2 separate regions of the Homo sapiens genome follow, and region 2 is linked to region 1. Evidence: chromatin loops called from intact Hi-C (ENCODE). Cell type or tissue: endothelial cell of umbilical vein. All regions are shown on one strand. Each heading gives the region's core, and the rest is flanking DNA. Links, peaks and the distances in the headings are about the cores only.

Region 1 (15,439 bases), core at 4,661-12,660:
ATGGTTGGATCATGGAAGGCTTCATAGAGGAGGAGAAGCTGGGTAGGGTTTTGAAGCATGAAGAGGAGTTTGACAGGTCAAAAAGATGGGAGCAACATTCGAAACAGTGGGCCTGGAGCAGTTTGTTTTGCTCAGGCCTCTATAAGCAGCATGGCAAGGCTAGCTAGTGTATCCATTGTTGGTGGGAGGAGGAAAGAGAGCACAGACAGGCAAGCCTTAAGAGTCAAGCAGAGATACACTGAGCAGGCCCTTCTATGTCAGGTTAAGGATCTTGGAAGTTTTCCTGGAGAGCAGCAATAGGGAGCCATGGCAGGGCTGTCAGCAGGAGAGTGCTGTGCTCAGATTTGCATTTTAGAGAGACTCCCCCTGGCAGCAGTTTGGAGGCTCTGCTGCAGTTGTCCTTGCTTTATGTCTCGTTGGGTCACCCTCCTGGGATCCTGAGTGGTGGAGCCCACACTGCATCCTGTCAGCAATGTGAGCGGGCAGCTGTGACAACATCTGCACCAAGCATGCGGATGGCATTTGGCGCCGAGGAAGAACGGAGAGCAGGGATTGAAATGCAACCAATAATGGGTTTTTTAAACATTTGTTTTATTCTCGCTCTAAATGCGTGCCCTCTCTTAACCCCTCAGATGAAATTCATTGTGTCCAAGTCCACTAACATTGGAGAATGTTTTTTTTTTTTTTTTTTTTTTTTTTTTTTTTGGCAAAGAATGTGTCAAGGAGAAGGAGAGGAAACTGTTCAAAGCTGCCCTTTCCTGGCTTGCTGGGCAGGTGGTTGTTCAGTGTCCTGATTGCTCAGAGGGGTATTTCTGGAGCTGTTGTCTATGGGAGGGAAAAGAGCTTGACTTTTAAACACGGAGCGCTGCAGGTGGGGAGATACTTCTTGCATTGTGTTTAGACCGTTTTCTTAATCTAAACATTATGCCAAGAACCCTTTCTAGGGAAGGGAAACTTAGGCACCAGCGTGATCTTACTTATAAATAGCCAAGATCTGCTCTGCAAGGAAAAAAATACCAACCCATGCACTCTTGCAGCCAGCAGGAGCTTTGAAGGATGCTGTCAACCCGTCTTACTTACACCCCTTCCCTAGTCATTGTAGAGAGAAACAATGCCATCTTCCCGAAAGGAAATAGGCAATAAAAAACTCCTGCAGGACTTCCTATTCAGACTTTTCCCATTCATACCCGAAAGGGGCAAGCCACTCTCCCACCACCCAAGCCCACCACCAGTTGGATATTTCAGCCACAGTCGGGGGTTTCAGATGCTTCAAGATGTGGCTTTTCCTGAGTAGGTGTGGAAACTGTTTTTTCAGTTCAACAAAGCTTTTTTTTCTTTTTCCTTTTTTCTTCTTTTCCCCCAAATTGCCTTTTTGTTTCACATATCTTACAAAGCCTCTGACAAAGTGTACGCAATCTAAGATAATAAAATGACAAATGTTTTTTATAAAGTGCCCCACAGGCTTACATTTTTTCTGATTGTAATTTTTAAATTCATAGGCGGATCTGTTATTTTCTTTTTCTCCTCCTCTTTTTTAAAACAAATATTATGCTTTATGGTGGCACAATCTTGCTGCTTTACAGTATCGATAAATGCAGGTACACCTGCACTATAAAATCCACTTTACATGAAGCAGGCCATTCCTGTTTTATGGCCCATTTTTCACCCATTGTTCTAGAGTCATGTCATAGGTGTGTTGTAATGTGCTCGGGAGGTGGACGCCTCCAAGATCAGTTTAACAAAATGGTCTAATTTTGCCAACTTTAGTGCCAAAATCTGGATTGAAAAATGCAGGAGTAATATCCCAGTAGACACACGATATGATGTCACTTCCCTGAAAATGGCCAAGATAAACATCTATTTCCAGATCACTTGCACTTACAACATGAATTCTGCCTCTTTTTCAATCCCCAAATTACGGTTCCTGTTTTCTAACAATTTTAATGTTAACCTGGTTGACATCTGACCTTTCCTGACTTTTTCTCAGACTCAGAGATTTTATTACATTACTGGTGGAGGAGGCAAAATTCCATTCCAAATATAATGACACTTTTGGAGCCTGAAAACCTGCAAACTTTTAAAAATGATGTGAGGCAGACTGAATAGTCCTCCTGACTGAAGCATATACACAAATGTGCAATTGAGAATCCCAAGACCTGGCCAGACAGAGCTCTGCAATGTGATGCTTGTTGATTTGATGCTCCTTTGCCGTGAAGGAAGCTTAATGCTTTGTTTCTTTCTCTTTAAATGGACAGGTAGAGTCAGTTTGCATCAGTGTGAATGCATGTAATTAGTACAAGGAATTCTTTTCTCAGTAAATCAACAAGTGTTTATGGAGTGTCTATTACATTCAGCAAAGCTCTCTGGGGATATAAAATATATAGACCTGCTGCTCATAGACAAAATAATTTTAGCATCTACTATGTGCCAAGCTCCTTGTGTACATTATTCTCTCCACATGAAACTTCTGCAGAGTTGACACCTTAGTACCCATTCTACAAATGGGGAAACTGAGGACTAGCTGCGATCACCTGTGCAGTTGTTGCAGCTGCCAGGGTTACCCACTCTCTTTTGTCGGGTGCTTACTGTGTGCTGCACAATGGGCTGAGCTCTGTCTACTGTCTTGTAGCACCCTGTGAGGTAGATTGTATTACTCACCCATTTTACAGAAGAGGTAGGTGACAGCGGGAGAGGCCAAGTGACTTGGCAGCAGGTGCTAGCATTAAGATTCACAGTAGACTGAGCACGGTGGCTCACGCCTATAATCCCAGCACTTTGGGAGGCCTAGGCAGGTGAATCACGAGGTCAAGAGTTGGAGGCCGAGGCAGGCGAATCGCGAGGTCAAGAGTTCGAGACCAGCCTTGCTAACATGGTGAAACCCCGTCTCTACTAAAAATAAAAAAAAAAAAAATTAGCTGGGCATAGTGGTGGGCACCTGTAATCCCAGCTACTCAGGAGGCTGAGGCAGGAGGATCGCTTGAACCTGGCAGGTGGAGGTTGCAGTGAGCCGAGATCGTGCCATTGCACTTCAGCCCAGGCAACAGAGTGAGACTCCGTCTCAAAAAAAAAAAGAAAAAAAAAAGATTCACGGTAGAGACTCTATTGGTTGGTCTGGGCCATCCTAGGCCATTGCCAGACTACTGAGTGTTCCCCTAGAGCACACGCTAGAAAGAGGAGACCCAGACATGAGATGCCCACATATGTGTTTACTTCTGGGAAGACAACGTGCAAGACAGAGCTGAGTTCTGTGGAAGCAACGCCAAGTGTTACAAGAGTTCAGGGAAACAGAAATGTTGCTGAGGGCTGGAAGTGCTGGGGCAGGTGGGTCTGAGAGAGGACCCTGAGCAGAAGTGGGGTTGCATCCCAGAAAAGGTGAGGTGTGATGCTGCCCCTTCTTCTTGCTCTGTGGTTTCTTTTCCTGGTTTCATTTACCTCATCACTACTCTGCCAGACCGGTTTGATCACCTGAGTATCTGTGTCACTGCTGGGTGATCCATGTGTGGTCAGATCCGTGTGCCCTGAGCGTCCTGACCTGCTCCTACTTCCCACCACTACTGCCATACACACGTTCCACATCCATGCCTATTCCATCCCTACCTCTCTCTTTCTATATATATATATATATATACACACACACACACACACACACTTGTGTATATACACACATACATAATGTAAGAAAATATTCCATGCATATAAATATTATCTACATGTAAAATAAATATAATAGAGATAGTTAACTTTAGGCTCACACGTCTCCCAAGCAAACCACAAGCTTATGAGTGCAGGACTCTTACGTGTTTCCTTCCGCAGAGCCCTGCACACTGTAGGGGCTGGGGCGTGACTTGGCGAGTACAGCAAGTCTGGCTAGAGTTTCTCAAGGGTGTGCCCATGGGGATTAGTGGAAAGAGCTCTGTGCTTGGGTTGGGTGGTTTGCCCACTCCACCTTTTATTCTCCTTGGGTAAGTGGCTTGGGACCTCATTTGCCCTTTCCAATGGGATAGCAACATGTTTCTTTTTGGAAGCTACTGTGAAAGATGATGATCTGGGAGGGACTTGGGACACAGGCTTATTTGTTACACAGATGCCACCGGCCTTGCATCTCTCTTGTGAGCTCAGAAGTTGCTTGACATCACTGCCTTTTTCATCAGGTGGTTCATAGGAAGAGGCCAAGAGAGAGAGAAGGATGCTGTATTTATGGGAAAAGGCTACCAGAATTTCCATCCGAGGTTGGTGGTCCATTCCTCTACCTATGTGGAAGGCAGGTTCTCCTTGACAATAGCCAGGTCTGCATGTGTCTTCCACTCAATCTACAACGTATCCACGGAGAGTGACCTTGTACTCAGTACTCAGTACTCCAGCCCCTTGGCTGGAGTTAGCTCTGCCCGCTCCACCCCTGTGCCTTTTCTGGCCCACTTGAAATTTGATGTCTTGGGTTGTAGCCTATTTTTAAGGTTGAGTCTCACTCTTAGACTATGAGCTCTTGAAAAATAATAACTGTGTCTTATTTGTCTTTGCTCTTCCACTTACATATAGGAACTACTAATGACATTTAGCAAATGTCTCTTTATCTTTTGATGGAGCAGAGAGAGGTCTGAGGATGAACTGCTTTCATCTTCTCGCTGTGTGATCTTGCACGGGTCCTTTCCTATCCCTCCTCTGCCACTCTTCTAGGACCGAAGGGGTTCGAGGGTGACCTTTCTGGCCACTTGCAATTGCTAAGAGTGTATTGATTTGAGAATTAAAGGAACGTGGCTCTTGAAATGTGTGTGCGGTAGAGGCCATCCAAAATAGCTAATGAAGAAACATCCTGGGGATTACGCCAAGTTCACAACGCATTTTAATGAGCCGTGAGTGTGTGTGAATGCGTGTGTCGACCACATGCACATTGATGGCTGTGGCAGGGAGGACGCTGTTTCTGAGAGTAGAGTCCTCACTTCTGAGAAACTTACAGAAGGTGGAACAGATCACGCCGTATTTCATAGCAGCCTAATTCTGACATGCATCTGCAAGCCTCATAAGTCGTGGTTTGGTCGGTGCTGCCCATCAAATCAACTTCCTGAACTTGTTTTCATCTGAACTCCAAGGCAGCCCAGGCGCGGGGGGAGCGCAATCGCTCGTGTCTGACTGGCTGCCTCTGAAGTCGTCCGTTACCAGTAGTCTGTTTAGAAGGTGGATTGTTAATTGTTTGATTTTTCTGCCAACAGGATTCCCTGCAAATTAGAATTGTAATCGCTGTGGGTATTTCCTGAATTAAAAGAAAATATATAATAAAATAAATAAATATTAGTTGTTTGGTTGTATAAGCTTTTGAGACCTGCGAGGCTCCTCATCAATTATTAAACTTGGCCGAAGATGACATTCCTAACTAGTGAGTGTGCCTGGAAAAAAAAAGACGCTGGCTAGAAAGCTTTGAGGCGCAAATTTCCACGTTCTTACTGCTTGGCTCTGAAAGTCTATGCCCGGAAGCTTTAATTTCTTTAATACTATATAATATAATTATATAGTACTTAAAAAACATGTAGTGTAGTTATTAAATATAGTTAGAATTTTAAATGTATCATTTGATATATTTAATACACACATGTATATATGTATTTTTAAGTGGGGTTTGGGCATTATTTAGTGTTCACACCTACGGAGCTCATTTGTCCAGCGCTATATTTAGGCATCAATAGGAGCGCATTAGGTAGCAAATAGCAACATGCTGGATTGGACACACTTCATAATTTGATGGCAGGAGAAAAATGGCAAAATATCGCTCTGGTCAAAGTTATTAAAGGCCAGGTTCACTACACGGTTCTGGTTAGGAGATAAAATATGAGAGGGCAGCTTACATATTGCCGTGATTAAATATTTACTGTTCAAAGAAGATTCACAGAACTTTTTAAAATTAATGGCTTCGAGTCTTTGTTTGGATAGTATCACAAGTATTGAACCATTTATTGAACTGTTTGCTGAGCTATTTTACTATCGTTAGTGACATCCTACATTGCCAGCCTTTCTCTCTCTCTCTCTCTCTCTTTCTTTCTCTCTCTCTTTTAAAAGAGAAATAGAGTGGAATCGCTCCCTTTCTGCTCTCACCAGCTGGTAGATATAAATTATATATTAAACTGTATTTGCAATGGATCACTGCAAGTGACAAGTAGTTTTCCGAAGGCTTTGTCATTGCAATGGAGTGTGCGCCTTTCGTACAGTGGTTAATATGAGTCCTTATTCATATTGTCCAAGTCTTCAAAAACATAATTCAGAAAAATGGGCAGCACTTAATAGAGCTAATCTCTTGTTCTGATTCAGCCTTCAAGATCAGCAGCCTGTAAATAAGTAAAAAAAAGGGCCTAAACGGATTTAGCGCTGTTAATCTTTCCATAGTGGGGATATCTAGCTCTTTAGTCTGCAGTCTTTGTTGACAGAAGTGGCTTCTATTGTGCCAGCTCCAGTGGCTCAGAAGCCGGTTCCTTTTGAAGGGACTGCTATCGGCCCTCTGCACGCGCGCCACCCTCGCCCTGCACCGGCAAGATAGGCTGGCCACAGCGGTGGAGGGAGAGATTGGTTTGTGTGTCACCCACAGCATATGCTGAATTCAGCTCCTGTAAGTGGTGCGGGGTGAATAGTAAGCGATGACAATGGCTTGTGCTACATGCTCTATGCCTCCTCTTGCTCTTATTTGACTTTGCCTGCTTCACTGATTTTATTATGACAGCCTGAATACTGAGGAGGGAATTAAACTGTTAAGCAGGCATCAGAGGCTGTCTAATGTTTAATGCAAGAGTCGGAGCATGTAAGAACTGATAATGAATACAAACAGGGCGACATCTTATTTGCTGTGTTTTTATTAGGATGACTTGAGAGCTTGACATCCATTGCTATCACTTTTCTCTTCTGTTTTTTCAGTTTTCGGGGGTTAAAATTTCTAGCACTGGTGACAAACGTGCCTAAATGTGATGTGAATTAAAGGCGGCTCTAGGAGATTGTAATACTTGGAAATCATCACCTATAATAATTATGTATAGATAGGAGGTAGTCATGGCTGTTAAAAGGTCACCCAGTGAGATGTAATTGCCTTTTTCATACTCCACTACATTTACTAGGACAGAAGCGCGACCCTGCTGGCAAGCGCAGTAAATATGCCATCTTGAGAATGTAATGATACATGCCAGCACTCTCTGGCTCTTGCTGACTGCCCAATTCCTGCGATGGGCTGGAAAGAAAATGGGCTGAAAATGTAAAAATAAAGTAATGACCACATGGTAAGAATGCGAAAATTAAAAATAAAATCTTCAATTAAATATCGTACCCCCCCCCCCCACCATGTCATAAAGACAGAAAGGTGCCTTATGCCATAATGACTTAAGAGGTGATTCCTAAAGGTCTTTTCTGTAGTTCTTCTTAAATAAAGAAACGGCAGCTGGAGTGGAGCGACGGCAGCCCGGCCGCAGCAGAGCCAGCCGCTCTCCGGGTTCGCAGCCGAAATTTCCAATGCCCTCGGTGACTCTTTAGAGAGCGGGAGTAAATGCCAAGTTGCCCACTTTGAAGGGACATGAATGCAGCTGGGAGACATCAGATTCCGTTCCACAGAAAGAAGCAGAAAATGTGGCGAGACTGTTTTGTCTTCCTGATTACACTGAGAGTGTATTGGGGCAGTCAGGAAAACAGACATATCCCTGGATATCCATATGCAGGCTAAGTCGCTCTTTTTTTTCTTATACGTGGCTTTGTTCCCAAGTACAGCAGAGGTGAGGGGTGGGGCGGGGGTGGGACCGGCAGGGCAGCACGGGAGAGAAGTGGCTTCCAAGAGCTTCCCTGGAAAACCTGCCATGCACCCAGCAAGGGAAAGGCTGGGGCTGTGGAGCAGCACATTGAGAAGACAAGAAAAGTCTGTTATTAAACATTCCCAGTAAATCACCGTTTGCACTGCAAACGCGTCCAATGCATGGTGGAAGGAGAAGCAGAGTCAGGAATTCTGTAGCGTGGAATGAGGGTAGCATTGACTTCGCAATCACGCCCTGCACTTCTATAGAACTGGATCAAGCAAAGTCTTCGTGGCGTGTGGACCCCAAGCTGAGTGAGATCATAGGAGCCCTCCTCTGTGTAGACACCAGAATATTTTCAAACTTACTATATCATTGTAGTTATCATGGAAATGGGTTTTAAATTACCGCCTTTTAACGGTGAACCCAGCTAACAGGAAACTTAGAAATCCAGCTGCCTAAGTCAACTGCTAAATTTTTAAAAAGTGAAATACAATATGTAATACGGTTCCCCCCGCACCCCAGCATCTTAAACATCCCTCTCCTTTAAAAATCTCCGGAGTGCTAGGCTATACTAGTTATTACCAATTGAATTTTCAATAGCCAACTTTCCAAGCCCTAACTTTGACAAATTTTATTTCACATTTGTCAAAGGAAATAAAGCTGACAGCATTACAGGGACTGTGTACTAAAAGTAGTATCTCAATTCCAGCAGTCTGTCCAACCTTTTCTTCCCTAGGGGAGCATTAAATCTGGACCCAATTCACAGCTTTGTTTGAACACTATATTTTGCCTTTTCTTTGCACCTTTGATATTTATTTCAGTGTTAAATCTATTCTTCCCTTCATCTATTACCCTGTTTTATTTCTGTTTTTGAGAACCTATATTTTTGCTAATAAATATTCACTGCACCATTTCATCCTGTACTTAATATGCCCAGTGCATGTTTTCTGTGCTAACTTCGCAACAGATTGAGTGGACATTCCACCGTTGCAGCATAGTCATAAAATTCAGGAACTTATAAAACCTACCTTTCCTCTTCCACCATCGCTTTGCTACAGTATATTTTCCGCCCTCTCCTCCCCGCTACTGGCTGTGGCCGCCCTGAGCAGAGCCACAGCTCCCCCCCGTGGCCTCCTGGGGGGATGGCTTCCCGGCCACACCGGAGACTCCCACCTCAGCCTCCTTCCTGAGTTTCCCATTCTGTCCTGGCTACTGCATTTCCGTCTGACCACATTTCAAACCCGGTTTGCAGGCCCCACTTCAAGTGCTGGGAGGTAGGTACAAAAGAAAGCAGCTGGGAAAAAATAATGTCTTCCAAACATAAGCCGACATATGTGTTGGCACTCATGTAGACAATTGGTGATATAGGGCTTGCACTCCCTTTTTTTCTGTCACCCTGCATCTCACACGCACACACAATACCTGTGTTTCTTGAGGGTAGAGATACGGGAGCCGGCACGGAGCTCAGTGCCGTGCAAACCCAGATTCGTAGGTGTGCTCTAGGGTCACCTTTAGGTTGCTTCAGGAAAATCCCCATGCAAGGTTCTTGCCAGATTTGGGGAAATGCTTAGTTTAATGGAAACACTGTTCACTTGGAGTAAGGTAGAATTATAGCCAACTTAAAACAAAAAAAAGCTTAACATATGACAGCGACTCAGCTGGAACCCTGGAACACAGACTGCACGCATCTCTGATCTTCCGCATCACATTAAGTAACAAAGACCAGAGGACTTCAGATATGTACTAGATAGACTGTGTTTGATCACAGTAAAATGCTTCGCCCCATTCCGGACTATGGATTGCCTCATTGATTTTTCTTCTCCCCTCCTTCCTGAAAGAAGGGACTCTTTTAAGTATGTCTGATTCTTTTAATTAGATCATTACTGCTACTGTAATGTTTACTCCAGTATAATCTCTTATGAATAGCATGGGGCTTTTTAACAGTAGATGTTACGCTGCCCCTGGTATCATTTGGGAAAATACACGCAAATAGTTAAGTCTGAATAATAAATATGGCTGCTTTCATACACGCTCGCGTGCGCACACACATGCACATACACAAATTCTTTGAAATCACTTTTGAAAAATACCAGCGTTTCTTGCGACTTAGGAAATGAGCTGCAGTCAGAGCGGGCACATCCGCCGTATTATGCATGTAAATGCATGCCGTCCATGGAGAAACTGGGTGTCGAGTGTCTGTCTGCGTTCGCAAACACAAGAAAGTTTCCACTGCAGTCATCTGAAAGATTTGAAAAGAACGACTTGAATCTGACCCCGATCTAGCTAGCAGGATCACCTAGAATTCTGTTTCTCTTGCCAAGGGTCTTACTTTCTTTTCCTTCCTTTTTTCTTTTCTTCCTTTTCCTGCTACCATGAGTCTATCTATCCATTCTCCCTTCTTGTGTTTTTCATTATGCGTTCTTAACCTCAGTTTGATGATCTGGACCATCTACGGGTTTGGCCGTGGTCAACTGGCTGCCCAGCGACGTAGCTGGGGCGCTTTGTGGATGTGCAGAGAGCACATCGGGAACTGTTCCCGCAGGCTGGGTCTCCCTGCATGTAAGTGCAACTTAAGGCTGTGGACCTGTGCGTGGGAGCAGCTGCACATATAAAAAAAAATCGTGGTCACTGATTTCAAAAGAATAACCATTAAAGAAAGTAAATATATTAAATGATAATTTCCAAAGACAATAATTAGTATAATAGATCTCTTCAAATATCAATGTTTATGATGTGAGTAATGGTGAAAAGCACCGTTTATTTGTTTCTAATGAAAGACAGAATAATTTTATTCAGGAAACTTAAGCACTTAGGTTCAGGCAACTGGGCAGGTCTGAAAGAGACCGTTCTTAGTGTGTGTAATGTAACTTCTATGGCACTGCCTCTTAAAGTATGTTAAATAATAAATAACTTATTAAAACATGTTCAATGTAATAATGCCCTTTTTCATGAATTGTTGTAAAAGAGAGATTAGAAAAGTAGAGGAAGCAGTCTTCAGGGGAAAATAACGGGAATTTCTAGCAGTAGAGTTGTGTAATGGTTCTATATTTTTAAAATGTGCCTGTACTCCATTCATAGTCATTTAAGTGCTTAAATAAGCACAATAAATGTAAATAATTTACTGCTTTGCAAACAGAAAATTGGGCAGAAAAGTAATTTTGAATAGCAAGTTGGCTTGCAATCTTCGATGATTTGGGACCCTGTAAAATGCAACTGACACGGCTGTTCATTAAACCGCTGCTATTGAGCCTTCTTTACATTCATTAGCGATTAATTCAGACAGATATTTAACTTAATAAGGTAAGCAAATAAACAAAAAATCACTTTCGGCGCCTTAAGGTTTTTAGACCTCTAATTGCTTTTGTGCCCTAATTATCAAGATTAACACCTTATACTGTTCTCACTCCGTTTCACTGTGCAAAAAGAAAAAAAAAAAAAAGAATGCCACCAGAGCATTTTGACATCTTTTAAGTAGAAAGTGGCAAAGGGTTAAGGATTTTCCCTTCTAAGACAAAATGACCACCCACCACAACCAGAGACTCTGGCGAAGTTGTGCGTGGATTTTTAAAAACATTAGCTGAACAGAGAGCCACACACGTCTGTGCTGAGAGAATAGAGCTTGCATGGAATTCTAAGCCAAGAGACGCTTCTGTCTTGCAGATAAATCAGACTTCCAGAAGGAGTGGTGGACTGCGTTTCGACTCTGCTCATCACGTCTCCGGCTATATTTTTGTTGCAGCATTAATCAAAGATTTGCTGTGTGGCTGTTATATTTAAAAGTTTACATTAACTTAAGGTCATGTGTAGTTGTCAGCACTTTGTAATTAGCGACAAACTACTTACAGGTCCTTGAATATTTACTGTAATAATATTATTCATAATAGAGTCATTCAGTATTCATGTGGATATAATATGTAATTCCATTGTAATTTAGCATTAATTAATGTCCACTTATTGCAGCATATTATAGTATATGAAACAATTTCTGATAAGAAACACCAGTGTAATTTAAGGATGAATCTGACATAATTTGAATAATGATATACATTGCTTCATGTCTGGATGCTTCTGTCCCCACCCCCATCTCCCTGCATGCGTGTGAGCCCGGAGGACCCTTGGAAATACCACATACACACGCATGCACTCCCCCACACACCCCTTGTGTGTGGAGCTGCGTAGGTATTTGTAAAGACACTCTGGTGTGTCTGGAATCCCTTTCTAGATCTTACTTAGGTCCGAATGTTGAAGTTTGCTACCATCAGAGCTTTCTGTTGCCACCGCAACACCTGCGCAAATTGCTGATTCAGTAGCTCTCCTAAAAAAGACCATCCTAAGACAGCTGCCCTTTCATATAGAGGCAACTATTCTTAAGTGACCATTACAACAGGACTTAAAAACTAAAAGCAAATGTCCGTGTATCTATTTATCCATCCGTCTCTCCTTCCTTTCTTTATCAATTAATGGATCAATTGATAGAGATATTTTTATATATCTTTTTGCCTACTGACCTATTGAGAAACAAAGTTAAAACTGACCATTCTGAACAGGAGCATCTAGGAAGCTAAGTGATGAGAGGTGCTAGGTTAGAATCGGCTGGCCGCTTTGAGACACTGGCTGTCTGCAGTGCTCCTGAAATAACTCTCCAGCCTTCAGGTTGCTAATTGCTGTTTGCTGGTCTTATAAGAAGTCCTGAAGCTCCAGCACCATTCTCACTTGAACTTGATAGCATATTTCACTCATTCTTGTAGCATTAGGGGATTTAAAACCTCCTTTTCCTTTAATTCTTTTCTTTCTTTAATGGGTGACTGGATAAATTCAGTGGTGGATTTTTGTGACATTAAAACAGCAGATAAGTCTATGATGCACTCTCGCTGTGTGGTTTAAAAATCCCTCACCATATGTTTCCTCACTGGAATGCCTCGTCTTGCAAAATTACAGAAACCGAAGCTTAAAAACACAATTAGGTAGTTTAAAATGAAGTATTAAAGAAATACCACATATATTCAGATGGCTGCAATGTTTTCTTCCCCTCTCCTTTTTTTGGTTTTGTTTTGTTCTTGGAGTATTCAAAAAGCCTCTACTGTGTTTGATTTTTACACTAATCATGCCCCATATTTTTTGGATTATGTTATATAGGCTGTGGTTAAATTATAAATGAAGGAGTGAACTACAGACTTCTTGTCATAACAGCAGATTTTATGTTGTTACAGAAAATGCAAAAAAAAAAAAAAAAAAAAAAAGGTTTTGCGATGAAGGGTCCCCTCGCTTATTTTGTGCTGCTTAACGTATATAGGCAGACAAGCAAAGCAATTTGTAGAAATGTTTTTCACAGTATTTTGAAAATTACAGCACCCTCTCCATCCTCTGAGGGGAAAATGAAGGAAAACTAAATACACAATGCATAAATATAGCTGTATCCTAAGAGCTTATGAAACACGCGCGTGCGCACACACACACACACACACACACACACGAGAGCCTAATTCAAGTTCAATTTCTTACCAAGTTATAAGCCCAATCAACTACTTCATGTGGTGGTGACCTAAAAACCATCTTTCATAATTCTAAGTTCTGTCTTCTTCAGTTGTTCAGAAAGAAGGAAAAGGCAACAAAAAGCCGGCATGACCAGAGAATTTACAAAGGAATCAAATAGCAGCTTGTAATTTCTATACATTTTTTTTTGTTTTTCCATTACACTTATTTCAAATTCACTGTACATGAAAACCTAGTAAAGTATTTTATAGACATCTTGCATCGCAGTGCTCAAAGCACTTGACTGAACGGCCACTTTATGTCCTGATCCTAGAGGGCTGGAGTTTTAAGATATAATTTATACTCAGCAAATTGATGAAATATTTAGTTTACAGGCTGTGGCGTTTTAGGTCCATTGTAACCGCATCACTTAAAAGACCTTGCTATGGAGCAGGCACGAAGAATAATTTTCTGCATGAAATCTACTGCCATGCTTAACCATTTTGTTAATTTGTCCCCGAACTTTTGCCAACTGGAACGGGGGTAAGAGGTCAGGGAAGCCTGAGGAACCAGAAAGGATTCTCTCTTTGTATGAAGTGATTCACTGGGCGCTTTTCTAATGGAAGTCGCGATGTCGCAGAATCTACTGGCGTCGTTCACATGCTTTCCATAAAGAGCAGATCCTATGCAAAAAATCACTAGCTTAGCTTCTGCCCTTCATTTGGAGATAAGTGGATTCTTGAATGTCTGAAAGAATATTTGATGTGGAACTTAAAACAATGCTGGAAAAATATCTTTGCCTTAATTGCCTTTCATTCTGCAGTGATGTGAGCCACTTTGCCAAGGAAGCGGGTACTGTGGGAACACAACCAGTGGCCCCCTTTGTGCCGAGTGCCGGTGGGCTCGGCTGTTTTGCTCCCCTTTAACCAGCCTTAAGGACTCTGGTTTGTTTTCTTCTTCTTTTTTTTTAATTTTTAATTTTTTATTTTTTTGGCTTTATTGGATGAACTGCCTTCCTGAGATAACAAATCTTCTTTTGCAGCACTTGGCGGAGTTTGGTTAGGGGCTACCTCTGAGCAACGTGAACTTGGCCTTGCTGGTGTCTTACACTAATACCTTCGCTCCTGTTAGGAATCAGGGTACTTGGGAAACAGCCTGGAGCCATACAGCTGATTATTTCACCAAATTTGCATCTTTTCAACAGTAAGGGGGATGACTTCCACAAATGCTCCCAGGCTCCACATAGATGTTAAGTGGTTGTTTCTAGTTCCTTCCCTCTCCCTCTCTGAAGACTCACTTCCCATCCCACCCACTCCCAGCCCTGTGCTGAGCCTGCTGGTGCCGTAGGCTTGCTCAGGCCTGGCAGCCTGTCCTCAACAGCCTGTCCCCGAGGCCAGCAGCAGGCGCATTGGGCTGGATGTCCGAGCGGGGTGCTTCTGGGAAGCCCAGGCACTGAGGCTGAGCTGCTTCCCCTGGCCCTAAACCTCCGTGGCAGGAAGGTGAGCCATCCAAGTATTGAGCACTACGTCGCTGCACACACTGGCCTGCGGGTATTCCCACCATGGGATGTCTGCCTCCTGCAGCAAGTAGATCCGGCAGAGAAGTAGGGCTTGAAGAGGGAGGGGGCGGGGGTTGGAGGCTGGCGCAGGCCTGGGGCTGGCAGTCTCTGGAGGGCCCTAGTGGGGGAGGGAGCCCAGCCCTCAGAGAGGGGTCCCACCCAGGAGATTTCCCCAAGGGTCAGGCGTCTGCTCCTGACTTGTAGCTGGAACAAAGAGGGTGGGCTGTTAAAGAATAAATATTTTTTTACTGTGGTGTTGATTAAAGATAGGATAAAGTTTTGTGTTCTGAAAATGTACCTGATGTTTGCACTCATGTTCTGATGGCCTTTTGCCAGCCCCTGGCTGGTCAGTCTGGCCATGTGGCTCAGCCATGACTGCATGGCCATCCAGTGGGTCCTGGCGACCCCTGGGTGGGCTTTGCAGGAGAGAGTGTCCTGGCTGGCCAGCTCTACTTTCTAGGACCTGGCAGACTAGAAAAATGAAGTGTCCACAAGTAGCCCCTGGCCTCTCCAAGGTCCCCGTGCCTCTTCCTCACCCGAGGAAGCCTTCCCTGGCAGATCCGAGCAGAGCCAAGGACAGCCCTGCCTCCGCTCCTCCAGGTCCTTCCAGCTTCTCTAGAAGCTTGCACGGCCAGGGGCCCGCTGTGGCATCTGG
Region 2 (15,439 bases), core at 2,661-10,660, 1.1 Mb before region 1:
CTCTACAAAAATATATATATATATATGAGTCAGGCATGGTGGCTCACACTTGTGGGCCCAGGTAGGTGAGAGGCTGAGGTGAGAAGATCACTTGAGCCTGGGAGTTGGAGGCTGCAGTGAGCCATGATCCTGCCACTGCTACTGCCCACTAACCTGGGCGACAGAGCAAGACCCTGTCTCAAAAACAAAAACAACGCACACACACACACACACGCATGCACGCGCGCACGAGTACAAGTAAAACTGGGAAAATCTGAAAAAGATCAGTCGATTGTTTATAAATATCAACATCCTGGTTGCAGTATTACAGTTTTGCAAGGTGTTGTCATCGGAAGAAAGTGTACACAGGATCTGTATTATTTCTCACAACTGCATGTGAATCTACAGTTGTTTTAAACTAAAAAGTTTAGTTAAAAACCATGTAAATAAGACTTTAAAGTTTACTATGAAAAGAATGCAATAGGAGGGAAAAAAGACACCATGTCAAAAAAAAAGAAAAAGATACCATGTCATAAAACAAGATACACATTCTGGTTATCACTTTTTTTCTTTTCTTTTCTTTGAGATGGAGTTTTGCTCCTGTTGGCCAGGCTGGAGTGCAATGGCGTGATGTCGGCTCACCGCAACCTCCACCTCCCGGGTTCAAGCGATTCTCCTGCCTCAGCCTCCCAAGTAGCTGGGATTACAGGTGTGTGCCACCACGCCCGCCTAATTTTGTATTTTTAGTAGAGACGGAGTTTCTCCATGTTGGTCAGGCTGGTCTCGAACTCCTGACCTCAGGTGATCCGCCCGCCTCGGCTTCCCAAAGTGCTGGGATTGCAGGTGTGAGCCACTGTGCCCGGCCTGTGATTATCATTTTTAAGTAGAATTGAATGTAAATAAAACATATAACTATATCAGTGAATGGCTCATAGAAAAGGGTCTCCAGAAGGATGCTCCCCAAATTATTATCAGAGCTTGCCTCCAGAGGGCAGAAACAGAGGAGAGCTAAAGGGAGGCCCTTCACTTTGACTTACACACTTCTTTGTGTCATTTGCTTGTTTTCTAATAGCATAGACTGCTTTTGACATTTAAAAAATAATGAAATTGTATTGCACAGGGGAAATGTGCTATAGTGAATCCTTTTCAAAAAAAAAAGCAGTAATCACCCCTCAAATGTGGCTGTTTTATAAATGCTGATTTTTCTTTTATTTTTTATTTTTTGAGACGGAGTCTTGCCCTGTCACCCAGACTGGAGTGCAGTAGCGCGATCTGAGCTCACTGCAAGCTCCGCCTCCCGGGTTCATGCCATTCTCCTACCTCAGCCTCCCGAGTAGCTAGGAATAGAGGCGCCTGCCACCACGCCCGGCTAATTTTTTGTATTTTTAGTAGAGATGGGGTTTCACCGTGTTAGCCAGGATGGTCTCGATCTCCCGACCTCGTGATCCGCCCACCTCGGCCTCCCAAAGTGCTGGGATTACAGGCGTGAGCCACCGCCCCCGGCCCGCTGATTTTTCTTTTAAATGGAATTTGCTGAAAGTGGCACAAACCAGTTGCAGAGCAGACTCTAAAAAAAATGCTATGAAAACTCCTGGATAACACTTCCATTTCTGCCCTTTTTGTAGTTTATTATTGTAGGGGCCACAGGAAAGCTTCTCCTTAGCCCTCTGATGGTTTGCTGAAAATCACTGACAAAAGGCAGATTAATAGGAGAAAAGATAAACAAATTTATTTGATCACAGTTTCACGTGACACGTGAAGACTCAAAGATACAGGGAAAACTGTCCATTTGTATGCTTAGGTTCAACGAAGTATGGACAGTTATGTAGAAATACGATTGGACAAAATGGGTATGCTCTTATGCTAGCAGAACTCACTGGGGGCTTTGCAGATGCTGACGCCCCCCAGAACCCCCTGCTACCAGCCATGGTCAATCCCACCATGTTCTTCAACATGGCCGTCAATGGCAAGCCCTGGGGCCATCAAACAGCCCTTCGAGCTGTTTGCAGACAAGATTCCAAAGACAGCAGAACACTTGCATGCTCTGAGCACTGGAGGGAAAGGATTTTGTCATGAGGGTTCCTGCTTTCACAGAATTATTCCAGGGCTTATGTGTTAGGGTGGTGGCTTCACACGCCGTAATGGCGCTGGTGGCAAGTCCATCTACAGGGAGAAATTTGATGATGAAAACTGTAGCCTGAAGCATACAGGTCCCGGCATGTTGTCCAAGGCAAATGCTGGACCAACACGTACGGTTCCCAGTTTGGCATCTGCACTGCCAAGACTCAGTGGTTGCATGGCGAGCATGTGGTCTTTGGCAAGATGAAAGAAGGCATGAGGGTCCAGAAATGGCAAGACCAGCAAGAAGGTCACCATTGCTGACTGTGGACAACTCTAATAAATGTGACTTTGTGTTTTGTCTTTGAAAAGAACTGACTGGGAGAACCCAGCAAGGCTGGTCTGGTGTTCAGATTCTTCCTGGCCTCTGTGCAGCCTCCTTCCTTCTGGGTAAAGGAGCAAGACCCTCTGTGGAATGAGGTCTTATGAACTACACTCAAGCAAGGTAGGTGAGAACATTTCTTTTTGGCCAGTTTTTTTGTTTGCTTATTTTTGAGATGGGGTCTCGCTCTGCCACCCAGGCTGGGGTGCAGTGGCATGATCTCGGCTCACTGCAACCTCCACCTCCCGGGTTCAAGTAATTCTCCTGCCTCAGCTTCCCGAGTAGCTATGATTACAGGCATGCGCCACCACACCAGGCTAATTTTTTGTATTTTCAGTAGAGATGGGGTTTTACCACATTGGCCAGGCTGGTCTTGAGCTCCTGACCTCAAGTGATCCACCTGCCTTGGTCTCCCAAAGTGTTGGGATAACAGGCATAGCCACTATGTCTGGCCCATGGCCAGTTTTTACAGAGAAAAGGTGGGGTGTTGGGTTCTTTGTTTTTACACGGGAAAGGTGGGGTCAGCTTATTTAGCTGACCTTGCTATAGGATATGGTGTATTAGGTAGCACGGAGAATTTTGGATTTTCGGGTGTTGGGGGGCAGGGAGTTAGAGTAATTATTTGGGGGAAAGGGGTACTGGTTTCTATGATGTGCCTAAGGGAAGAGGGATTCTAGTTTCTCTGGCTAGCCTCAGAGGAGAATGAGGGGCAGGGACAGGAGGGCAAGAGAAGATCAGAGAAAAACTTTTGCTTCTGAGGTTGTAGCTGAGGCCTCATTCTAGGCTTCTGTTTCCTGAGCCCATGTTGTCACTGTTGATATCAAGAGGCCTAGGGGCAGCAGATGACCTCCTCCCAGCTCTAGGAGCTCTGATATTCTGACATGGACAGCAGACTACTAGGCTCTGCCCTGAGCTGAGCCAGGTTTTGGGGAGCTATGGGATACACAGGTGCCCACTGGTAGATGGCACTTTTCAGCTATTAAAAGCCCCCAAAGGTAAACATCTGTATTGATCATTCAGCACCCCATTAAGCTGATGATGTGGGACCCACACTGCCCATGACCCACTGTATAGCTAAGGAAACTGCCCAACCCACAGCAGAGGAGGGACATCGCCAGGACTCACTGCCCCGAACAGTGCCCTGGAAAGTCCATCCTCTCTCCCTATGACCATGTTAGGGCCCACAGGGAAAAACTGGCCATGACCCTATTAAATTGGCTTGGGCTGGCACAGAATGCGCTGGACCTGGCCTAGAATGCGCTGGACCTGGCCTTTCCCTTAAGCCCCATTAAGCTGAAAAGCAAGGACTGTGGCTGATTGTGGCCATGTGCCCACGGGTTCCTCCTGGCCGCTAATATTCTACTGACCCTGTATATAAGCATCATTTAGCCATGGTTTTTTTTTTTTTTTTTTTTTTTTTGAGACGGAATCTCGTTCTGACGCCCAGGCTGGAGTGGAGTGGCATGATCTCGGCTCACTGCAACCTCCGCCTCCCGGGTTCAAGCAATTCTTCTCCCTCAGCCTCCCAAGCAGCTGGGACTACAGGCGTGTGCCACCACACCTGCATTTAGCCATTTAGCCAAGTTCTATTCCGTCTTGGTGGTGGTGGTGGGGTTCCCATAGCCTGAAGAATAAGGGCCTGGGGCTCTGGGCCTGGGGACTGAAGCTTAGGCCTTGGAGACCTGAAGCTCCAGTGGAAGATGCTTTCCTGGACTTTCCTGGCAGCAAAAAAAACTTCACCTCTTGCCTATGAATTGCCTGTATTTTAAAGGGTGTGTGTGTGTGTGTGTGTGTGTGAGAGAGAGAGAGAGAGAGAGAGAGAAATTGAGGTGTAATTATTTTGCTGGGTGATGACAACAAACATTTACTGCTCCTAAACAGGCAAGGAAATGATTTAGCCATGAACTTTTCATGATGCCTCATTCCCTCCTGTGGTCCCGTGGTCCTCAGGCTGCGCAGTGGGAGAAGGGGGGGTGGGGGGCCACAAATAACCCACGTGGAAAGGAATGTGGGGTCAGCCTCAGGAAAACTGGGAGGGGAGGTCCCACCTGGTGGGGGTCTTTGTAAACCCTACCAAGGGAAGCCCAGAAACACAAAGAGGTGCAGGGAGAGAAAGAAGGAGGAGGTGTTTTAAAGAGTAAAGCCTGGCATTAGAAAGTGTTATTCGAGTAAAATGGCCAACGTTTCCTTTCTTTTAAGAGCGACTCTTAAATTCCAATTACTCCGCCCCCAAAGACCAGTTGAGAATAACCCCAACTGGAGGGAATTAATTTCCTTAGGAATTTCACTCTTACAAGATTAATGGAGCCCCCCTGCAGAGAAACGGTAAAACTGTAAGTACAGTAGATTTGCACCTGAAGGATACATATTTTAATTTCTGTTCTCAAGCTGCGATAACATCTTCTCCAGCTACTATAAAAAGCATAAATGAGCACCCGCACGTCTGCTGAGAACTTGCAACCCCAGGCTCCCCGGGAGCAGCCCCGCGCCGACCCTCCACGTTGCTCGCCTGGGTGCGGCGTGGGCGCGGGGATGGGAAGGCGCGGGGATGGGAAGGCCCAGGGCAAACAGCCTCCCCGCGAGCCGGGTCGACCCAGCCCAGAGCAGAACCCCTGGACCAGATTATCTTAAGTCGACCCCTACCCCGCCCCCAGCCCTGTCACCCACCGTGGCACCGCCCTCCCGCGGGGACAATTGGCCTGGACCAAGAATGGGGAGCCTGAACAGTGGCCGGTCTCCCACCCGCTCCTCCGGAGCCTGCAGGGGGGTTCAGCCTCTGTCCAGCAGACTTCCTGGCCCCAAGAACGGGCCTTGGGAAGGGGCTCCCCTGACTCCAAGTTGACAGCAGCCCGTCCCTTCTCCTTAGCCCAAGCCACTCTGGCAATGGGGACCTGCCTCCCTCACGCTAACCAAGGACCGGTCTGGGATGGGGAGTTGGAGATGGGCTGTGAGGACTCTTCTCTCAGCCCTTAAGAGTCCAGAACTTATCTGGGAACACATCAGCCAATTTTCTGTTCCCTTTCTTGCCAGGAACTGCTTTTATTGGAAGAAGTCTATGTATATGCATGCCATAAAGGTTGTTTATGCTGTCATAGCTAGATTTTTATTGGTTGTATTTTTGCTGCACTTGCTTGAAAAATAATTATTTTCAAAGAAAAGAAGAATTACATATCCAGTAAACTAAATAAGACTCACTGTTTATTAGAGACCTCTGACAGCTCCTCAAACACGAAAAAAGATTTCCAAGTAGTGGATGGACAATTTATGTGTAAGTTTATTTGTAAAACAGATTTCAAAACATACTTCATCTTGACTCTGCCAATAAAAATACATTCCATTTCTTTTCAGAAGTATGTCTTATCTGATGGCTTCACAGTAATCTGGTTTCCCCTAAGAAGCTAAGACTATCTGGGTAAGTGTGTACCCAGTAGCCTAACCTAGCTTTGGGTTGAGTTGTGGGGCTGCTATACAGAGGGGAAAAGTGATTACGTCCCACAAGAAGTTCTCTAGAAGAAATGTATTTATAAGAAATGTAGTTCATAAATCCCAACCCAGCTATTGCAATCTCTAAAAACTAGTTAAAACAATTTTCAAACATGTTTGTAATTGTTTGTTTACAATTTATCGGGGGGGAAGAAAAACTCACCCTGGAATGCCTGCCCATTTTCCATTCCCTACATAGATTCTAATCTCCCACCTAGGATGAGCCAGGGACTTGGGCGCGAATTGTAGTGCCAGATTCCAGGCTGTAGGTGGCATAAGTGCCTCTTCAGGCTGGAGAAACAGCAGCCTTTGTTGAGTGGCTTTATTCAACCTGAGAAACCACAGCTGAGAATTCACACAAACCGATGCTGTATTTGTGGAGGCTCCACCGACTCACCCAAAACACGTGCTTTTCCCCTGACCTGCAAACTTTTAACACCTTCTTCTCTTCCCGTTTCACTAGGCTATTTGAGATCCTGCAAGATTTATCAAGACTGTACTAGCCATATGAAAGCATGTTAACACAGGGAGGGAGAGAGGAAAAGCCCTCCACATGTTATGACTGGCATACATGCTTCCAAAGCATCGTTACTAACCGAAGGCCCAGTTCCTGAGGCGATCACCCCAGACACACTGAATGCAATTTGTTGGTCACTGAGTGGGTATACCTAATCACCACAGATGTTTACATGCAGCTGCATTTTCTCTCCGTTTGAGTCACAATGTTTTATATGTAAATAGTATTGTGTGCATGTGTGTGCATATGTGTATTTATCCTCCAAGTCCAGATGGAGTTAATTTTCTGCTGTTATTTGTAGTTCATGTTTCATATCTAAGAAACTAAGGACCCAGATGAGCTTTCCTTGGTGTCACAAACTTTTTTTTTTTTTTTTTAATAGAGATGAGGTCTCACTATATTGCCCAGGCTGGTCTCCAACTCCTGAGCTCAAGTGATCTTCCTGCCTTAGCCTCTCCAAGTGCTGGGATTACAGATGTGAGCCACTGCACCTGGCCAACAAACTTCTGATTCTTATAGAATCAGATGTAATTCCTTAGAGACCTGAGAAGTTCTATACTCAGGTTCTTTCGTGCCGTCTGACTCCAAGAGCTCTTGCCTGAAGGAGGTCCCTTCCAGGACACTGAGTCCCAACCCACACCACCTCCTTGGAGGGCGTGTGCCCTCTCTTCCGCTGACCTTGACATTCTTGCACAGGCTGCTTGTGCACAGAGGCATCACCTCCCAGAGGGGACCTCTGGAGTGGCCCCAGGTACCAGGTACAGTCAGCCGCTTCTACCTGTGGAAGGCGATCAGGGTAGAAAGCTCTGGGAAGCACTAAAAATACACACAACCCTTACAAACACAACTCGGTGATACATGCTAATAGTTCTGGACTCCAAACTGGGGCCAAAGCACAGACTCCACAGCTAGTTCTAGCATGTAGCAGATGTCACCCAACCTGGAAAGCTACTTGGTTGAAACTTAGTTAAATCCGTGGCCACAGCAGTTTTATACTTGACCTGAGTCCTCCAATGTCTGCCACACCTGCAGTGGCTTCCTTCCCATTCTCTCTCTCCTCTAAAATACAAGAGGCATTTCCCCCCAGTGCAGGAAGATGGAACAGACTATTTTGGTTAATCATCTACATTTGTGTTCTTGAGTTTCTTCTGGAGTTGTCCAGCCTGGGGCTGCATGCACATTGGCCCACCACAAATGCCTCCCTCTGCGGAGAGTGAGGTGGGCCGGTCGGGGCAGAACGCCTGCTTCTCAATGCACCCCTTGCTCACTCAGCTCTGGGAGCCCCCCTGCCAGCGTGCCCGAGAGCTACTCTAAATGAAGTTCGAGCTCCATTTCAGGAAGGTGGTGAGACAATAAAATAACCCAGGATGACGTGAACAGTTTTGCATTTGCTTCAAACTCTGAAAGGATTCATGGTTCCCACGGCCTCCAGACTGGATGGACCACTTTGGGTTTCAATGGCAGGATGATTTTTCTGTAAAACAATGGCTGGCTTTAAATTTCTTCTTCTAGAACAAACCAAAAAAGAAAAGAAAAAACAAACCACTAATTCTTAAGGATGCATAGGCCCCAGTTGCCTGATGGTATGTAGAAAGAAAGAAAGAAATACAGCGGTAATGTTCTGGTGAGGGAGCTAGTTTCCTAGGAGTCAAGTAGAAGTTTGCTGTTGACTCCATGATTAGCCTACGTCTGAGGTTGTATCTATTACTTGCCCATCATATGAAATATGCTTTAATCAAAAGAAACATCTTATTGAAACACTCCATGCCAACATTACCTTCAGACTTTGCCACCATAACATATACGTTCTTTTTCCAGTTTGCCGCTGGTTGAAATGACTAAGTGGAAACGGGAGATGCAGGAAGAAAGTCACCCTCCTATGATGAGAGACGGATGTGTGGGGCCCTAATGAGGAACCCTTTACTCCATGAAACCGAGGGAAAGAGCTGCGCTGAGCCACGTCTGGCTGACTCTGCACAGACAAAACGGGGCAGCTCTGCTGGCCACCAAGCCCATCAGCAGCCAGGTGGTCAGCGAGGAGCAGCTGCCCTGAGGGCTGATGGTAGGAGGCAGAGAGCCCAGGGCCGAAAGAACAGCGGGCTCAGTGCCCTGCTCCCTCCTTCTCAGCCCCGCCACGGGGAAGCACAGTTTGGCCCCATTTTCAAAACCACTGTGTTTTATTTCTATTGTCCCAAACCCTCTGGCCTTCTTCCTAGAGAACACCAAGAGGAATGCTCTCACCAGTTTGGTTGAAACCTTATTTTTTAGTTTGTGCACATTCAATGTCACTGTGCTAAGAGTGACCGGATGCATTAGTCAGTTTTCATGCTGCTAATAAAGACATACTGGCCCAGCGCAGTGACTCACGCCTGTAATCCCAGCACTTTGGGAGGCTGAGGCGAGTGGATCACCTAAGGTTGGGAGTTTGAGACCAGCCTGGCCAACAGGGAGAAACCCCATCTTTACTAAAAATAAAAAATTAACCAGGCATGGTGGCGCATGCGTGTAATCCCAGCTACTCAGGAGGCTGAGGCAGGAGAATCACTTGAACCTGGGAGGCAGAAGTTGCGGTGAGCTGAGATTGTGCCATTGCACTCCAGCCTGGGCAGTAAGAGCGAAACTCTGTCTCAAAAAAAAAAAAAAAAAAAAAAAAAATACCCAAGATGGGTAATTTATAAAGGAAAGAGGTTTAATGGACTCACAGTTGCATATGGCTGGGAAGGCCTCACAATTATGGCAGAAGTCAAAGGAGGAGCAAAGTCATGTCTCACATGGAGGCAGGCAAGGAGCTTATGCAGGGAACTCCCCTTTATAAAACCATCAGATCTCATGAGACTTCTCATTATCAGGAGAACAGCACAAGAAAAACCCACCCCCATGACTTGATTACCTCCCACAACACGTGGGAATCATGGGAGCTACAATTCAAGAAGAGATTTGGGTGGAGACACAGCCAAACCACGTCACCAGACTGCCTCTTCAGGGAGTGAATCACAAATGTATTCCTGACCACCCTGTTTTCTCCCCTCTTGAATCAGGTAAGTCCTTGCCCAGGACGGAGATTGGTCCTAACTGTATTTGCCCTAAAGAAATATGACCTTTTATGATGGGGTATATTTATTAAATAACAGTATTCTGATATTTAATGACTACATGACCACTAACACAGCTGGATGAAGTTGAATTCCAAAGGAATCCCAAGGCCTAATCCTATCCTTAAATAAAATATTATTTTCTTTGAAAAAGGGTCTTGCTTTTTCACCCAGGCTGGAGTGCAATGGCGTGACCATGGCTCACTGCATCCTAGACCACCCAGGCTCAAGGGATCCTCTGCCTCAGCCTCCTGAATAGCTGGGACCACAGTCATGTGCCACCACACCAGGCTACTTTTATTTTTATTTTTTATAGAGATGGGGGTCGCCTATATTTCCAAGGCTGGTCTCCAACGCCTGGGCTCAAAAGATCCTCTGCCTTGGCCTCTCAAAGTGCTGGGATTACAGGTGAGCACCACCATGCCTGGCCTAAAATGTTCTTTTTTTAAGAGATAGCTGTAACAATCTTTAACTATTTAGCAATCCTTTTTTGGGGGAAAGGTTGTCTCTTGTTTGTCAGCAAATGTAGTATGTGAGTTTACATGTCTTTGCTTTCATTGTATAATTTCAAATAGTCAGAAAATATTGCATTCACTGGCAATCAATTTATTTTGATTGATAAAAAGGGGTTAATAAAAACCCCCTTAGAAATAAAAAGAAGGTGAATAGTAATATATCAGTCATGGTGCCTTCTTTCTGCTATGCATAAAGAAAACAAGCTTTTTTACTTCTCCCCAATAAGTCTTCTCCCCTTATTTTCTACACCTATGGAGTCATTTATAATCTTTATTATTTCCAACCACACACTAACATGGCATCAGTCATATTTCCACATGCTGGGGGTTTTTTTTTTTTCCTTACTATGTTGTGAGAACTGAAAGGCAAAAATGTCCTATAATTTATATGAAAATACATGTCCAAAATGGATTATCAGACATAACTGATGTGACTTCATACACTTGAAAATAAAAAAACTTAGGATGAAATATAAAACATCATGGTAAAATTTCAATCTATTGTTGAAATAAAACATGACTTAGAAAGGACACTGGTGTGTGGCATTTAACAAACATTGTCAAGCTCTTAGAAGCAGGGGTAGGTTAAGATGGGAGATAGTACTTTCCATTCAAACATAAAACTATTGACTTTGGAAGGTACATTTGTGGTTTATTAATATTTTTATTTATCAACAGCACCTTTGAAGAAAATGCAAAATGACTATAAAATTCTTACCTTCTGTATATAGCGAGTGTTTAGAGTACCATTGTGAGACAGACTTGGGCATATACGTTATACAGTGTCATATAGATCTCTAATTTGCACTGGTCATAAAGTCTTTTCTTTTTTTTTTTTTTTTGAGACAGGGTCTTACTCTGTTGCCCAGGCTGGAGTGTAGTGGTGAGATCTTGGCTCACTGCAACCTCTGCCTCCCAGGTTCAAGTGATGCTCATGCCTCAGTCTCCTGAGCAGCTGGGATTACAGGTGCCCGCCATGACACCTGGCTATTTTTTTTATTTTTAGTAGAGACGGGGTTTCACCATGTTGGTCAGGCTGGTCTCGAATTCCTGACCTCAAGTGATCCACCCACTTCAGCTTCCCAAAGTGCTGGGATTACAGGCGTGAGCCATCGCACCTGGCCTAAAGTCTTTTGATATTAAATAATTATCTTTGTTTATCATCCTTAAAAAGCACATTTACAATGTCAGAAAATAATTCAGGGCACTGGCTTAGATTACAAAAGTCTGCATGTAGAGACATTATTTTGAAAGTTGAGGCCAGGTGCGGTGGCTCACGCCTGTAATCCCAGCACTTTGGGAGGTCAAGGCGGGTGGACCACCTAAGGTGGGGACAAGTTCGAGACCAGCCTGACCAACATGGAGAAACCCCGTCTCTACTAAAAATACAAAATTAGCTGGGCATGGTGGCGCATGCCTGTAATCCTAGCTACTCGGGAGGCTGAGGCAGGAGAATTGCTTGAACCCGGGAGGCGGAGGTTGCGGTGAGCCGAGATCGCACCATTGCACTCCAGCCTGGGCAACAAGAGCAAAACTCCGTCAAAAAAAAAAGAAAGTTGAAAAATAGTGGATTGTTACTTTCTTTTTTGTTTTAATGAAGTATTCCTGGATTATTATAAGGATTGCATTTAGAAAAGTCTTTCTCTTTTTTTAATCTCATTTTTATGAGCAGGTAGAAAAGTCTTAAACTGAGTCTTATAAAAGAAAATACAGCCTAAGCTAAAATGATATTGGAACAAAACCATGACCCTCACCAAAACAAATGTGTGGCTTCCCTTATAGGGAGAAGGGCATCCTTCAGGTTCTAATCCTCTTGGGCTAGAACAACTGCCCTGTCCACAGGGAGAGGAGAGGGCTAAAGACCGAGGCTAGACAGGAGAGACAAGAGACAGCAAAGTGGGAGACCCTCCATAGACAGACCTATGCAGCTACTCTTTAGTGATGCGATTTGAACATACAAGTGTCAGATGTTATGAGAAAATCACGAAGCAGCGCCTGCGTGGCTTGTGCATTCTCACCGACTTGTCTCACTTAACATCGAGCTGTGTCTGCTTCACTGGAGCCTCTCCTGCAGAGAGGGCAGGAGGGCAGGAGAGCAGGGGGACCCCTCCTAGAGGCCCCCAAGGGCTGGGCCTAAGCAGACACCCCACAGCTAACTGCTGAACTCACCCATCCCCTGGCCTCGAGCAGGCACCCACTCTGGGCCCTGCCTGTGCCGGGCGCCGGGACACACAGATAAGCACACACAGGGCACCCGAGCTCCCTCAGCAAGTCCAGGTGAGCAAACGCAGATGGCCAGCAGAAAGGGGAGCTCCTTTGGAGGACCAAGTGCCAGGAGAGGTCAGAGGAGCAAGCCTGAGCCACGATGGGAAGTCCCCATGCAACACTGGCTGCACCTCGCAGGAGGAGAGAGGTGGAGAGGGCATGGCATGAAGCCAAGCCTGGAATACACGGCCCCGGGGCAGTACAGGCCCCGGCAACTGGCTGGTAAGCGGGACCAGCAAGGAGTCTGGTGGGGAAGCAGACAAACCCCTTAATCACACATGGCCCTGCACAAGCCACTTCAGATGCAGAATAAAGAGTACACAAGCGTGTGCAACAGAGGCTCATGTCAGAAAGCCATGCCCTGGGCCTTGCACGTCACTCCCCAGCAGGGTGCCCAGAAAATGCCACTGGGAAATGGAGGCCTTTGGGGTACCTGACAAGCTAGAGCTGTGGGTTGCTGTTTTCGTTTGTTTGTTTTTGTCTAACTCACCTTGTTTTCAGGAAGACTTGCAGCTTAATAAGGAGGCTTTACATGGGAACCCAAAGGCTACTGGGTGCAGAAGGGTGGGAAACCAGATGGACTTGGTTGAATTCAGGTCTGCCACTTGGTGGCCTTGCGGCCGTGGACACCATGGGTAACTTCTCTGAGCCTCAGTTTTTTTGTCTGAAAATGAGGATAGTCCTGCGGTATTACTGTAATAATTAAATGAAATCAAAGGTGCCAGGCTAACTAGCGAACTCTCTGTTGGCACACTTCTTTCCTGAGTGCCTGCAGTGTGCCTGGCTCTGGACAGCAGGGAACAAAGCACTCTGGGGGGTTGCGGAGAGAGTACAGAACATCAGCTTGTGAACCCCGAATATCTGAGACAGGTCTCAGTTAATTTAGAAAGTTTATTTTTGCCAAGGTTGAGGATGCACGCCCGTGACACAGCCTCAGGAGGTCCTGATGACACATGCCCAAGGTGGTCAGAGCACAGTTTGGTTTTATATATTTTAGGGAGATACATCAATCAACATATGTAAGATGTACATTGGTTCAGTCCGGAAAGGCGGGACAACTCGAAGCGGGAGGTGGCTTCCAGGTCATAGGTAGATAAAAGGCAAATGGTTGCATTCTTTTGAGTTTGTGATGAGCCTCTCCAAAGGAGGCAATCAGATATGCATTTATTTCATTGAGCAGAGGGGTGACTTTGAATAGAAGGGGAGGCAGGTTGGCACTAAGCAGTTCCCAGCTTGACTTTTCCCTTTAGTGATTTTGGGTCCCTCAGATTTATTCTTCTCTCACAAACCAGAAGACAAACTGCCACAGAGTGATGAGCACCCTGGAGAACTGGAATTGGGCCACACAGGCCAGCACCAGGTGGCTGCTTTAGCCCGGGTGGTCCACACGGCTTTGCCGGGAAGGGGACATTTCAGTCAAAATCTAGAAAACAAGGAGCAAACCAGGTGTAGTTGAGGGGTTGAGGGGTGATACGGTTTGGATGTTTGTCCCCTCCAAATCTCACGTTGAACTGTGACCACCAGTGCTGGAGGTGGGCCTAGTGGGAGGAGTTTGGGTCATGGGGGTGGATCCCTCATTATTGTCTCCATGCCGTCTTCCAGGTAGTGAGTGAGTTCTGGCTCTAAGAGTTCATGCAAGAGCTGATTGTTTAAAGAGGCTGGCACCTCCTCCTCCCTCTCTTGCCACGTGAGACCCCGCTGCCCCTTGGCCTTCTGCCATGATTGAAAGCTTCCTGAGGCCCCACTGGAAGCAGATGCTGACACCGTTGCTTCGTGTACAGTCTGTAGAACTATGAGACAAATAAACTGCTTTGTAAATACCCAGCCTCAGTATTCCTTTATAGCAGTGCAAAACAGACTAATCAAAGGGGGAAGCATTTCCAGGTAAAGAAGATAACCAATTATTGTTATTGTAATATCTAAAGAAACCGTAAATTTCAAAGGTAAAATCTAACCTTATTCTAGTGCCCAAGGAAGTGCTGGGAATGTTTAAATAAGAGGGCAGCAGGGAATGGAAGGAGCGCCTCGGAAATGCCTACTCCATGCCAGGCTCCCTACTACAGGCTTTACGTGTTATCTTGTACATCTCAGTAAGATGAGCAGACATGGTGCTTTTTAAAAGACGTCATGGGAGTTTGAAAGGGGGAAGATTGGGTAAATGGAAAAACAGAAGTCATGGCTTTGCAAAAGTTGAATCAAACTGCTCCTTGGCCCGGCCCCATCACACACACAGATCCCCCTTGGCATGGCCAAAATGAGTGTGTTCATTGGCAAATCAGCAGCCACTCTTGGAAGCTCTGACTTCTCTGGAAGGCAGATGACAGAAGCAGTCTATTTTATTCCTATTTTATAGATGAGGGAACTGAGGCTCAGAAACAAACACTCATCATTTGAATACAGGAGCCATTACCGAATCAAACCTCTCTGGAAACCGCCTGAACTCTATGTGATCCAGGAAGGGGAAAGACTGTGTGCTCAGTTAGAGAAAGACTAGAGATGGTCACACCAGCTACCATTAGTTGAGACCTTACCAGACACAGTGCTCACCACTCCACAGTCACAGACAAACATCTCACTTAAAACTCCAAAGTGGCCGGGTGCGGTGGCTCATGCCTGTAGTCCCAGCACGTTGGGAGGCTGAGGTGGGCGGATTAAGAGGTCAAGAATTTGAGACCAGCCTGGCCAACATGGCGAAACCCCGTCTCTACTAAGAATACAAAAATTAGGGCTGGGCGCGGTGGCTCACGCCTGTAATCCCAGCACTTTGGGAGGCCGAGGCGGGTGGATCATGAGGTCAGGAGATTGAGACCATCCTGGCTAACAAGGTGAAACCCCGTCTCTACTAAAAATACAAAAAATTAGCCGGGCGCGGTGGCGGGCGCCTGTAGTCTCAGCTACTCGGGAGGCTGAGGCAGGAGAATGGCGTGAACCCGGGAAGCGGAGCTTGCAGTGAGCCGAGATTGGCGCCACTGCAGTCCGCAGTCCGGCCTGGGCGATAGAGCGAGACTCCGTCTCAAAAAAAAAAAAAAAAAAAAAAATTAGCCGGGCATGGTGGCAAGTGCCTGTAATCCCAGCTACTCAGGAGGCTGAGGCAGGAGAATTGCTTGAACCCGGGAGGCGGAGGTTGCAGTGAGCCGAGATCACACCA

Evidence for each region. A loop is a pair of places that touch in the nucleus more often than their neighbours do. Peaks named below come from ENCODE experiments on the same cell type or tissue, not always from the same donor. Only the 100,000 strongest peaks of a DNase experiment are listed, where the experiment ranks them.
Region 2: a loop joins it to region 1, with 7 times the contacts of the local background. A loop is called at or near these places in 29 of 110 quality-filtered maps.

What each region holds. Positions count from the first base shown.
Region 1 is chr10:129,025,169-129,040,607 of GRCh38, reverse strand. LOC124902559 (a long non-coding RNA gene) reads left to right here and starts at 3,855. Exons shown (of 2, transcript XR_007062390.1): 1 at 3,855-3,962; 2 at 4,152-5,289. RefSeq lists an enhancer at 5,697-7,415. In endothelial cell of umbilical vein, for the core only: a CTCF peak has its summit at 8,879 (motif pointing left); DNase peaks (open chromatin) are centred at 5,097 and 8,817; H3K27ac peaks cover 602 bases.
Region 2 is chr10:130,118,708-130,134,146 of GRCh38, reverse strand. It overlaps LOC102724883 (a long non-coding RNA gene), which reads right to left. Exons shown (of 3, transcript NR_188169.1): 3 at 6,797-7,893. LOC105378561 (a long non-coding RNA gene) reads left to right here. Exons shown (of 6, transcript XR_001747659.2): 1 at 1-688; 2 at 2,410-2,542; 3 at 3,843-5,831; 4 at 6,366-6,560; 5 at 9,269-9,457; 6 at 9,828-10,146. LOC124902560 (a long non-coding RNA gene) reads left to right here and starts at 12,063. Exons shown (of 2, transcript XR_007062392.1): 1 at 12,063-12,513; 2 at 13,894-14,111. It also overlaps the pseudogene PPIAP32. RefSeq lists enhancers at 7,310-7,479, 10,566-10,735, 11,964-12,464, 12,445-12,614, 12,465-12,965. In endothelial cell of umbilical vein, for the core only: a CTCF peak has its summit at 6,154; a DNase peak (open chromatin) is centred at 6,166; H3K27me3 peaks cover 619 bases.